3 separate regions of the Homo sapiens genome follow, and regions 1 and 2 are each linked to region 3. The links are chromatin contacts, found by Hi-C or POLR2A ChIA-PET in ENCODE. All regions are on one chromosome and are shown on one strand. The core of a region is the stretch at or near the end of the contact, and the rest is flanking DNA. Distances in the headings are between cores, read along the strand shown.

Region 1 (3,859 bases), core at 1-2,500, 230 kb after region 3:
CTCCAGCACCCCCGTGGAACCCAGGTGTCCCTTCTCAGGGGTCTGGGCTCCAGGCTGCTGTACGCACCGGGACATAATAAGCTCAGCAGTGGCCCAGCCCAGGGCAGCAACCATGATCTTGTACTCTCCCTTGCCGGCATTCCGGGACATGACAAGGTTTAGACCTATCAGGTCTGCCACATCCACGCTGGCCTTCATGAACTCCTGCGGGTCAGGTTGAGGCTTAAGTAAGCACAGGGGGACAGGGAGCCCCATTCCTGAACTCCCTTCCCTTCCCTGGCCCCTCTCACCCCAATGAAGTCATAGATGCCGCCTTCCCAGGTGGGAAAGAAAGTGGCCAAGAACAGCATCTGAGAACAGAAAGCAGAAAGAGGTCACTTCAAGGTGAGGGGATCAAGATAAACCACGTGGGATTTGTGGGAAGTTCGTGGGTAGGAAGAGGGCAGGACAGGTTCTGGGGGCCCATCTGGAAGAGGAACCACCAGATGGTGGCAAAATTACAGGAATCGGGGAGATAGAGGATAGGTCCCCGGGTCCCCGAGGGGGCTGGAAGTTTGAGTTCTGGGTGATCACAGGGCATCTGAGTCAGGTCTGAAGGTGCTGCTCCTTGGGCAGTGTTAGCAGCACGTACGGAATCAGTGATCACTCTTAACCGCACCAAAAAAAACCTGTTAGCCAACCACACTACTGAGGTTTTCTCAGTTTTACTAAGTGCTACGCAAAAGTTGCTTCTAGGTCTCTTCTCAGGTCGTGCCCTCTTTAAAGTCCATCCTCTCTAGGTATCCTGACGCCTCCCAGTGCGGAGTCCCGAGGGCGGTCCCACCGTGGGGCGGCGGGGGCGCGGATAGGCAACGGGGGCGGGTCCCTGGGTCTGCAGAGCCTGGGGGCCAGAACACGTGGCTTCCCGGTGGCCCTCACCTTGCAGAGTTGGACAAAGAGGTAGGTGACTCCAGCCTGGACGCATTTCCAGAAGGCGTTGTACTCGGACCTGGAGAAGCGGGAGGTGAGGGTCGGCCCGGGCCCCGCGCCCTCTCCGCCCCGCGCCCTTCCCGCACTCACAGGCCGCTGCACTTGTAGGTGATGAAGTAGGGGAAGTAGGCAAGAGCGAAGCAGTTCCCGAAGTGAAACAGGGTCATGATGCCGGCCGCCCGGTCCCGCCCGCGCGGGGATCGCGAGGCGGCGTCTCCGGGAGCGGGTCTCCGGCTCCGCCGGCTCTTTCGCCACGGCCAGGGCCTGGCACCCACCTGACTGGCGGGGGCCCGCGCGCGACCTTCTGGGAGCAGTAGTCCCGGCGCGGGGCGTCGCGCCCAGTGACGTCAGAGAGCCCGTGGCCGGCCCTGGGTCCCACCGCTGCCGGCCCAGCGCTTTGGGGAGTGACTTCCGGCCATGCGGGGCCTCTACCGCTGCCATCGCGGTCCCGGTCTCCTGAAGTGGAACCCGGCTTGGAGTCGAGCGCGACCCCTCGCCCGTGGGCGCAGGCGATCGAGTAAGGGTGGGGCGGGCCTCAAACCCGGATCAGAACCCGCCCTGACCGGCGCAGAGATACGGGACGCAGCCGTGAGCACTGTTTTTTATTTCACCATGGACCCATCGGCGTGGGGCGCCCGCCCCGGGTGTCCTTCCTCCCCCGGGCAGCCAGATGCTGGAACGGGAGGCACATGTTCCGGCCCCGGCCCCTGGGAAGGAAAGAAAGGACCTTCCCGTTTCACTTGTCTCGGCTGAACATGTAGCGGAGGAGGTCGACCACCCGGTGACTGTAGCCATATTCGTTGTCGTACCTGTGGAGGAGGGGTCGGGAGGTTCAAGGGGGTTCCTTCCGACCACCCCTTAGTTCCCCTCCCTCTAAGTCTCCAGCTCCTTCCCCCTTACCATGAAATGAGCTTCACGAAATTGTCATTGAGCGCAATGCCGGCCTTAGCATCGAAGATGGACGAGTGGGTATCACCGAGGAAGTCCGTAGAGACGACCTGGAAGTCAGAATTTCAAAGATAAGTGTGTCCGGCAGAGCAAGGACCTCCAGGAGCTGAGGCCCCGACTCTTAACTCTATCGCCCATCCATGCATTCATCTATAATATTTGATGTAGCCCTACTGTGTCCAGTCTCTGGACTGGAGGGTATGACCAAGTGCAGGGTATGACCAAGGCACTGTGTCAGGGTCTGGCCAAAGGGCACAGGTCACAAACACCCTCATGCTGTACCAGTACATCCCTTTCCTAGGAATAATGCAAGCGTTTGGAATGGGCCAGCATGGAGGGCCTCTCTGAGGGGTGGCCATGAGCCTGGGTCTAGATGACTAGAAAGATCTGACCGGCTGGGGCCCTCAGCACAGTGTCTGAGGTAGAAGGAGCTGCAGGAAGGGAGGACCTGAGGGTTTTAGCCCTAGTGTCATGAAAGGCCACAGGAGTGTTTTCAATCCTGAAAACGGGTGATGCAATGTGATTCCATTAAAACAAAAGATCCCAGTGACTGTGGGAAAGTGGACCTGCAGGAGTTAATGCAGGGAGACAGCACCAAGGTGGATGTACAGGGGTCCACCATGACCATGGCATCCACTCCTCACAGAGAAGGCATCTGGCCATGGCCTGGCCCTGAGCAAGTATTGAAAAAAATGGGAGCTGTTGTCTTTTGTTCACTAAGCATGTATTAGTCACCTGCTGTATGCCAGGTTGGAGCCACAAAAGTGAAAAGGCAGCCCCTAAATCCCTGTTTTCTTGGAGTGCACACACCACTGGGGCCAACAGTGACTATGAAATGAAATTTCAGGTGAGGAATATGGCCACAAAAAGAACATATTTTGAGGGGGTGCCTTGCTGAAGAGGGAGGTTCCTCCAGAGACTTGGAGGAAGTAAGGACAGACTGTATGGTCACCTGGCAAGGGAAGCATTCCAGACTAAAGGAACAGCAAGTGCAAAGGCCCTGAGGCAGGGAGATCTCCCTTCCTGCCCTGCAGTTTCTGACTTGGCACATTGAGAGCAGCTCCCTGGCAAGTGGAAATCATGTCCCTTCCCAGAGGGCTCCTCCCAGGGTCTCCTCTCCTCAGCCCCTACCTCATCCTCGGTGTAGGCAAGGATGCCAGCCATGGGCCCCTTGGCTGCTGCTTTTACAGCCTCCTTGATGGCTGAGTAGGGGGCAGGCTGGGCGAGGCGGCAGGTCAGGTCCACGACAGACACATCCGGGGTTGGTACCCGGAACGCCATCCCTGTCAGCTTCCTGGAGAATCCCCCATGAGGAACAGGAGTCAGAACTTAGGGACGTTGCCCTCCATTCCCCCTTTCCCTGTGGCTGGGCCAGGCCCCTGCTTTCCTCTTAAGGACTGAGGGCCGGGCCAGTCCAGTCCTCCTGGCGTATGCCCCCACCCTGGTTGCAGCTTCTTGTCCTCATACCCTTTGAGCTCTGGGATGACTTTGGTCACAGCTTTCGCAGCCCCAGTGGAGGCTGGGATGATGTTCTGGTGGGCACCCCGCCCATCTCGCCAGGCCTTCCTTGATGGCCCGTCCACTGTCTTCTGGGTGGCCGTGTAGGAATGGACTGTGGTCTTGGGGAAGAGAAGGACCAAGATGAGGCCTTCATGCTCCTAAGCTCCCATGCCTCTTTTTTCCAGGACTAAGTTGGTGGCCTAGGTGTGGAGGCTGGTGGGGCCACCACCACAGACCACAGGAGGGGATGTGTGCAGGCCAGGGTCCAGCCTTGCCTGAGGGTTGCACAGTGTTTTAAGTGACTTCTGCACTGGTGGGCCTCTCCTCCCGAAACCAGTCTCTCCCTCTTAACTCCATACAGTAAGCAAGGCCCGGGAAGAAGTTGGGTTTCCCTGCCATCCTTCCTGCCCCAGCCCCTCATCCTCAACTCACCATCAACCCT
Region 2 (3,702 bases), core at 779-3,278, 240 kb before region 3:
GGCGTGACCCTGTCATCCTCCTTTCCAGGTTGCTGTTCTGCTGCTGGTTCCCCTGGATGCTGAGGGCGGAGATGCAGTCTTAGAGGCCCTGGACACCTGACAAAGAGACAGAGTCCCCACTAGCATCTCCTGACACCCGAGGAGCCCTGAGTCACCCTGAGATAGAGATTCCCAGTAACACATCCAGAGTAGAGACCCCTGTTAGCCAGCCCTCGATCATTGAGGCCCCATTATTAACAGATACTCCCATAATAACCCCCAAATACAGACCCCATGTCACCCAGAAAGAGATTCCCTGAGTAGCACCTTCAGGCTAGTCCCTATCCCCAACCCCTCAGAGCAGATTCCCAGATTAACAGATTTCCATATCACCCCAAATGATGGTGACCCTCTCCACATAATGCATTACAACAGAACATTCTTGAATCACCCAACCCTGGATCAGAAACCTCCCCATTAACAAACACTGCCCCTTAAGTCCTCTTGAAATAAACATAGGTCACACCCCCAAAGCAAAAGAGTAACAGACATTCATGTCATTGTTCCCCATTTAACATCAGTCCTCTCAAGATGTCGTGACCCCATGGTCACCCTGAAGCCCTTAGATTCCAACCCCTCAATCAGAGACTTCCTTCATTAACAAAGACCCTTGTTCTTATCCCTCAAGAAGAAACCCACCATAACCAGCCCACTGTCACCCCTAATTTACAGACACCAAAACAGTCCTGGAAGTGCTAATTACAGGACCCCCCAAGTCTTCCTACCCTCTGCACCCTCAAGAAACCCCCAGTGCCTTGTATGAAGCCCACCCCACATGGCCCACAGCTCCTGTGCTGGCCAGACTCCCAGAAAATTCTCTATTTTTTAAGTAACGACTTCCCCCTTTGGGGGACCCCAAAATTTGGAGGCCCCATTCTAGGACTCTGGGGATCCCAAACCCTAGAGTACACACGTCCCAAACTCCCCTGTGCCCTCAAGTCCTACAGCCCCTAGAAGACCCCAATGCCGTAACTCCTAGGACCCCCAAATCATGGAATCCCAAATCCCCAGGGAATCCCAAATTTGAAAATCCAATCCCAAGTCCCCAGGAAACCCAATCATGAGGTCCTTGTGCCTGGTATGGAGGAGACTGCAGTCAGGATATGCATTCCAGGCTCCCAGACACCTCAAGCCCTATTCACAGGCACCAGGAAACCCCACACAGGAATTCCCATCCCTGGAAACTGGAGAATTTCAATGCCCCGAGTCCATGGGTTTCAAGACACCAAATTCCAAGAGCCCCAGCCCTAAGGGAACCCCAAATCCTAAAGCCTCCATCTCTAATAAATGGAAGGCCCCAAGGCCCTGAGGGGATCTCAAATCCTGGAACCCCGATTTCAATCTACGTTCTAGTCACTGGCCTCAAAGGACCCCACAGCACCTGGGCCAGACCAACAGCTCGAGGGAGAACCTGAAGGCCCAGGGGGTCCAGGGCGGACCTGGGGCCCCGACCACCAAGGACAGCTCACGACTGCCCCTTCACTGCATGTCCCCAAACTCAGCATGACTCCTGTCCTCTTCAATAAAGACGTTTCTATGGCCTCTCTGTGTCGGGTCATTGGGGGTTTCCCTTGCTGGGAGAAGACGGGAAAGGAAGTGCTTCCTTCAGTCTCACCTCCCTGCGGCGTGGGCAGGTGATGGCGCTGGCCGCGGGAAGTCCTTCTAGCAGCCTCTCATGTCTTCCCGCGGCTGTCACGGCTGCCGCCCCCGTCCCACCCATCGGGGTCCACTCCGCCAATGGCCAGGTTCAGTTCCTAAGTTCTGAGTGGCCAGTGCCAGACGACGATGCCCCGCCCACGCCCTCCTGCCAATGGCTCAGAGGCCAGGAGGCGCGGCCTATCCTTAGGCGAGCATGAAGGGGGCGGGCGAATACTGAGTGAGAGCGCCGATTGGGTGGAAGGCGGGCCCTTGAAGCCTCTGGGAGCTCCCATTGGCCTGCGGACTCTGCGTCTGTAATGTGGGGCGGAAATGGCTGGGAGGGGGATGGGGATGTTGAATTTGGAAATTGGAGGGGACGCTGGTGGACGGTCAGTTTTGGGGAGTGCTGGGGGTAGAGATGGATGTCAATAGGGCTGAAAGTGGGGATCCGGGGGAGCCCAGAGTAGGAGTCCGAGGAGGCTCAGAGCTTGGAGTCCTAAAAGGCTCGGAGTCGGGGATCTGAATGGTTCAGGGAGGGAAGAAGATTTGGGAGTCAGCCTCAGAGCTAAAGATCTCAGGGTGCTGGAGTGAAGGGGCGCTCAGGAGGGGAAATCCGAGGGGCGTCCAAATGGGGGGATCCGAGGAGGCTGAGGGTGGACATGTCTGAGGAGGCTCAGATTGGGGTCACAGGAGTGCACAGAATGGGATTCGGTGGGGGGCGGGGGTCGCTGAGTGTTGATAGCCGGGCTCACAGTTGCAGGTCTGAAGCGGGGTCTCAAGGTGTTTAAAGGGGCTCTGGAGTGCAGCCCTGGGGGCTATGTGTAGAGCTTTTGAGAAAGGCTCCCTGTGTGTGGGGCCAGAGAATGTTCTCTGTGGGAGGATTGAGAAGGCATATGTGTAGTTGGATGGGCCCTTAGTGGACAGAGTAATGGGGGATTATTCTTGGGGCTCATTGTGTCCGGGCATGGAACGTAGGGGCTCTCTGTGTGGCTTGTAAGATGCTGAAGACTCAGATTTTAGAGACCAAGTGCGTTTCAGAAGAGGGCTGAGGTGAGGCCTGGCCTGTGATGGGGTGGAATGCTGCATCATGGTGTTAGGGCGGGAGGCCTAGTGACTTCAGTATGTCCTCCCCTCCCTACAGGATTGGGTGCAAGGAGTTGGTGTTGATGGAGGAGCAGGACGCCAGAGTCCCAGCCCTGGAACCGTTCAGAGTGGAGCAGGTTGTCAGAACTCAGGGTGCAGAGGGTGAAGGAGGCAGGCTGATTCCTGAGTTCTTGGGTTGGGACTGCCCCCTTCCACCAAATTCATTCTTACTGTCAGAGTCCATTCTGGAATGGCACTGGTCCCTTGACTTTAGACCCTGACCTGTCTGAGGACATCCTGAGCCTGTCTCCAGGCATAGGGGTTGCTCTGTGATGATATGTCCTCTGTGTGGGTTGAAGGGCCACACCTTCAGGGGGTCTTTCTATCCTAGGCACCACCTGTAATCTACTATGTCCCTGACTTCATCTCCAAAGAAGAGGAGGAGTATTTGCTTCGACAGGTGACCTCAGTGCCCTACTGGTCTGTTTTCCCACTCTTCCCATATTCCTCCCCAATGTCCATCCTCTGTATGAGAGCCCCCAAGGCTGCAGTGAAGACCCCGACAGAAGGAACAAGGAAGTTACAGAGCTCATACTCCCTCTACTGAGATAGCCCAATCCTGCTAGCTTAGAGAATAGGGGGTTATAAACATAGGCTGAGATAGCCCAGTTCAGATCATTGAGACTGGGGAGTAAAGAATTTTGTATTCAGATTTCTGTGCTGAGATAGCCCAGTAAACTCTTTCCTGTGCTAAAATAGCCCAGCATAGACCCAGAGCACAATAAGGTTACCAAATACAGACCATCTACGCTGAGATGGCCCAGTCTGCATTCTGTTCTTAAGGTTTGGGGAAAGAAGAATTTTCAAAGCTCAGAGTTCCTGCCCTTTGCAGCCCCAGTGCCTAAGTTACAGAGCACAGATCTTCCCTGTGTTGGAGTAACC
Region 3 (3,914 bases), core at 282-2,781:
TCTCTTCCCATTGCCCCCACTCTCAGAGCTCTTGAACTTCTAAGAGTCCAAAAAAAGCACCCTCTTCTCATTTCCTTCTAGGCCTTTGCAAAGGCTGTTCCCTCAGCCTGGAACACTCGCCCCACCTTTCCCTGGGTACATTCATCCTCACTCCCACCCCTCAGGTCCCAACTCACATGTGCCCTCCTCCAGGAAGTTCTCCCTGACCCTTCAGGCTGCACCTGGCATCTCCTCTGGACTCTCTCCATCCCCTGAGGTTCCCCCATCCCAGGTTCCATGCCTTGACCAGAGCTTCTCCCTTCACAGCTCTGATCACTCTGAGATGGCACTGGTGGTGACAAGTTCATCTCTCTCATTGGACTATGACCGGCCTCCCAGAAGGAGGGCCCCAGACTGAGCTCCCCAGCATAGAGCTGGGCATTGAGTTGGTGTTCAGACATGATTGTTCCTGATTCTTTTCTGGGTCCCCAGTGCCAGCCCAGTCGCGCGCAGCAGGGACTGGGTAAAATCTGATGAATAAATTAACCAGCTGCCAGACAGATTCACTGGGCTGTAGCGTCTCCCTGCTCCATGTCCCTGCAACCCCCAGTCACCCTCAGGGTCTCACCCTCAGGGTCTGTCCCCCTCCAGCCCATAAGGTTCCCCAAGGCAGGATGGGAGCTGACTCTCTCTGTGCCTGGAGCGTGGGGCCTGCACAGAGGCGGTCTCAGTGAATGTCTGCTAAGTGAGGGAATGAATGGATGAATGAGCGGGAGCAGCATGGTGGGAGAGGGAAATGGTGGGGGAGGGGGATGAGGACAAGGAGATGGAGCAGACCCGAGGATCAAGGGAGGTACAGTGCTGGCCTGTTGGGGTGGAGTAAGGAAGGAGTGGCTGGAGAGACGAGGCAAAGGCTCAGACTGATGCGGGGCGGGGGGGATTGAGAGGAACTGGGATAGGGTGAAAATGAGGGAGAAGGAGAAGAAAAGGGTCAGGCTGGGGATGGAGCGGGTGGGGGGTGGGGCTCGGGAATGAGAAAGGGGCTGTGGGGAGGAGGAGGGGGCTCCGCCGGGGAGGGCTGAGGGCTGGCAGAAGGATGCCGAGGAAGGTGCTGGGATGGGAGCTGGGGAAGGACCCAGGAGCCTCAGGAGGCCCCTGCAGGGGCCACTTGGGTGGCGCGGGTCCCTTCCTGGACTAGCCCCGCCTCCTCCCAGCCCAGGCCCTAGGTCCCTGTCACCCCATCCAGGGCGTGGAAGACGGGGATGCGCGCTTAGGGGGCGGGGTCGAGGTACGGGCTGGGACCCGGGATGGGGCCGCAGGACGGGAGGGACCACGGCTGAAGCACAGGCCGCGGGATCGGGCGGGGCCGGGGGCGGGGCGCGCGGGGCGGGGCTGCGCACGGACAGACTGACATCCGGACGGACAGGCTGACGGCCGCGTGGGACCCTTACCACCATGGTCGCGTAGCCTCCTCAGGCCCCGGCCGCGCTCGACCCCTCGCTCGCCGTTCTCGTCGCCGCTGCCGCCGCCATGGCGACACAAAGGGGAGGGCGCGAGCCGCGCGCGGGCGGCTGCAGACCCCGCCCCTAACGGCTGCCCGTGGCTCCGGCGCGCGCCCCACGGGGGCGGGGGGCAGCGGGAACGCGGCGCTGCTTCTCATTGGCTCCGCCCTTGGCCTTAGGCCGATGCCCCGCCCACCCGGAGGCTTCTCATTGGTTTCACCTTGGGCTCCGCCCCGGCTCTGTGTCCTCGGTCCCGCCCCTCGAAGTTTGACAGCGCCACGCCCATGACTGCTTTTCATTGGCTGTCATCGCCCTCCTGAGACAAGCCCCCAGGTTCTTTATGCTTTGCTTCCGACACTTCCAACACCAAGCAATGGACCCTACCTTTCGTCCACTCCCAGTGTCCATTCTTCTGACTTTTTTATTTTTATTTCTTTAAGAGACAGGGTCTCACTCTGTCGCCCAGGCTGGAGCGCAGTCCTGCAATCGTGGCTTACTGCAGCCTCAACCTCCTGGGCTCAAGCGATACCTCCCATGTAGCTGGGACTACAGGCGTGCGCTACCACGCCTGGCTAATTTTTTTTAGACATGGGGGTCTCACTATGTTACCCAGGATGGTCTTGATCTCTGGGGCTCAAGAGATACTCCCTCCTCAGCCTCCTTTCAAAGCGCTGGGATGACAGGCGTGAGCCACCACGCCAGCCAGCCCCTGATAGTCTTAATTGGATTCTCCCACGGCCTCAGAGCAGTGCCCAGTTCCTTAAGCAGCTTTTCAAAGTCCCAGTCCCAAGTCTCACCTTTTCAGTCCTGATCCCGACCCCGCTCACATAATGCCGAGGACGCTCCGCCCATGGACGTTTCTCGTTGCCTCATATACCTTGCCTAGGACGTAACCCGAGGCTTTCTGCGATTTGGCCTCCCCTGCCCACTGGACATTTTCTTGTTTCCCCTTCTACTGCTTATTACGGGCCAATCTCCAGCCTTGATTTTTTTTTTCTAGGAAAATGCTTAGGGGGAAATGCCAGATCATGCTTATGCCCCCCATAAAGCCATTCCCAATGGAGCCTGCTAATACTGAGCATGCCCAGATAACACTGTAATAACGCCCTTCACAGGAGGGTCTCTCCTTAGTCATGCCCTCAACAAATTCTCATCTCAGAGGGTCTTGGTCTGTTCATTCATTCATTCATTCATTCATTCACTCAAACTCTAATCAATTTGTACATACATCAACAACCAAACCAGGAGAAAATATACCCTGCCCACATTGGAGCTCAAAAGCTACTGGGAGAAGACAATGAACAAAATTAACATTAAACAAAATATAGAATATTAGGCCAGGCGTGGTGGCTCACGCCTGTAATCCCAACACTTTGGGAGGCCGAGGCGGGCAGATCACTTGAGGTCAGGAGTTCGACACCAGCATGGCCAGCATGGAGAAACCCCGTCTCTACTAAAAATACAAAAATTAGCCAGGTGTGGCGGCGGGCGTGCCTGTAATCCCAGCTACCTGGGAGGCTGAGGCAAGACAATGGGTTGAACCCAGGTGGCAGAGTTTGCTGTGAGCCGAGATCGCGCCACTGCACTCCAGCTTAGGTGTTGAAGTGAGACTCTGTCTCAAAAAAAAAAAAAAAAAAAAAAAAAAAAAGCTGGGGACAGTGGCTCACGCCTGTAACCCCAGCACTTTGGGAGGCCGAGGCGGGAGGATCACAAGGTCAGGAGTTCGAGACCAGCCTGGCCAATATGCTGAAACCCCGTCTCTACTAAAAATACAAATATTAAAATTAGCCAGGTGTGGTGGCGTGTGCCTGTAATCCCAGCTACTCAGGAGCCTGAGACAGGAGAATTGCTTGAACCCAGGAGGCGGAGGTTGCAGTCAGCCGAGATTTTGCCACTGCACTCCAGCCTGGGAGACAGAGCAAGACTCTGTCTGAAAAAAAAAAAAAATATTAGAAGGTGATTCATTCTATGGAGAATAATTAAGCAAGGGCTGGTGAAAGGGAGTGCTGAGGGAGAGGTGAATGTGCAGTTACTTATGTACTAAATTTGCTGACCTCACTCTCATCACAGGGATTTCCCACACGATATTCCTTCTGTCTAGTGTTTCCCCATCAACCCCTGCAGTGATTTTTTTTTTTATTTTTTAATTTTTCTGGGTACATAACAGGTATATTTAGGTATATATATTGAGGGGGCACATGAGATGTTTTGATACAGGCATGCAATGTGTAATAATCACATCATGGAGAATGGGGTCCTGCAGTGATTTTAAAACAGCTGCAAATTCTCTGACACTCTTCTTATCAAGACGCGGACTCTATGATTGCTTTCTATGAATCTGGGTGGGACTAGGATAGCTTCAACCAATAGAAAACAGTGGAAGTGACACGGTGATTTCTAAGGCTATGTGATGAAAGGCAATGCAGCTTCTTG

The links. A loop is a pair of places that touch in the nucleus more often than their neighbours do. ChIA-PET counts read pairs that join two places held with the same protein, here RNA polymerase II (POLR2A). Pooled maps may share reads with other maps.
Region 1: a map of ascending aorta shows a loop between it and region 3 (4-fold over the local background). The contact joins the promoter of TMEM147 here to the promoter of ARHGAP33 in region 3. A Hi-C loop is called at or near these places in 1 of 168 maps with a recorded cell type or tissue (ascending aorta), 2 of 37 single-sample maps with no recorded cell type and 15 of 50 pooled maps. POLR2A ChIA-PET finds 5 or more read pairs at or near these places in 1 of 52 experiments (WTC11).
Region 2: a loop to region 3 is called in a map of CD8-positive, alpha-beta T cell, with 26 times the contacts of the local background. The contact joins the promoter of ALKBH6 here to the promoter of ARHGAP33 in region 3. A Hi-C loop is called at or near these places in 5 of 168 maps with a recorded cell type or tissue (CD14-positive monocyte, CD8-positive, alpha-beta T cell, dorsolateral prefrontal cortex and 1 more), 3 of 37 single-sample maps with no recorded cell type and 14 of 50 pooled maps. POLR2A ChIA-PET finds 5 or more read pairs at or near these places in 2 of 52 experiments (A673 and activated CD4-positive, alpha-beta T cell).

What each region holds. Positions count from the first base shown.
Region 1 is chr19:35,543,017-35,546,875 of GRCh38, reverse strand. It overlaps TMEM147 (transmembrane protein 147), which reads right to left and starts at 1,250. Exons shown (of 7, transcript NM_032635.4): 1 at 1,060-1,250; 2 at 919-988; 3 at 291-350; 4 at 68-204. The coding sequence starts at 1,136. GAPDHS (glyceraldehyde-3-phosphate dehydrogenase, spermatogenic) reads right to left here. Exons shown (of 11, transcript NM_014364.5): 7 at 3,850-3,859; 8 at 3,385-3,536; 9 at 3,049-3,211; 10 at 1,870-1,967; 11 at 1,557-1,778. The coding sequence ends at 1,706. It overlaps TMEM147-AS1 (TMEM147 antisense RNA 1), which reads left to right and starts at 847. Exons shown (of 4, transcript NR_038396.1): 1 at 847-939; 2 at 3,603-3,859. RefSeq lists a silencer at 669-1,248 and enhancers at 941-1,633, 3,348-3,849.
Region 2 is chr19:36,012,539-36,016,240 of GRCh38, reverse strand. It overlaps ALKBH6 (alkB homolog 6), which reads left to right and starts at 2,028. Exons shown (of 7, transcript NM_032878.5): 1 at 2,028-2,066; 2 at 2,819-2,897; 3 at 3,152-3,220. The coding sequence starts at 2,844. It overlaps CLIP3 (CAP-Gly domain containing linker protein 3), which reads left to right. Exons shown (of 14, transcript NM_015526.3): 14 at 29-1,581. The coding sequence ends at 83. It overlaps LOC101927572 (a long non-coding RNA gene), which reads right to left and starts at 1,739. Exons shown (of 4, transcript NR_170988.1): 1 at 1,655-1,739. RefSeq lists an enhancer at 1,539-1,638.
Region 3 is chr19:35,773,181-35,777,094 of GRCh38, reverse strand. ARHGAP33 (Rho GTPase activating protein 33) reads right to left here and starts at 1,531. Exons shown (of 21, transcript NM_001366178.1): 1 at 1,431-1,531. The coding sequence starts at 1,436. RefSeq lists a silencer at 1,270-1,749 and an enhancer at 1,980-2,039.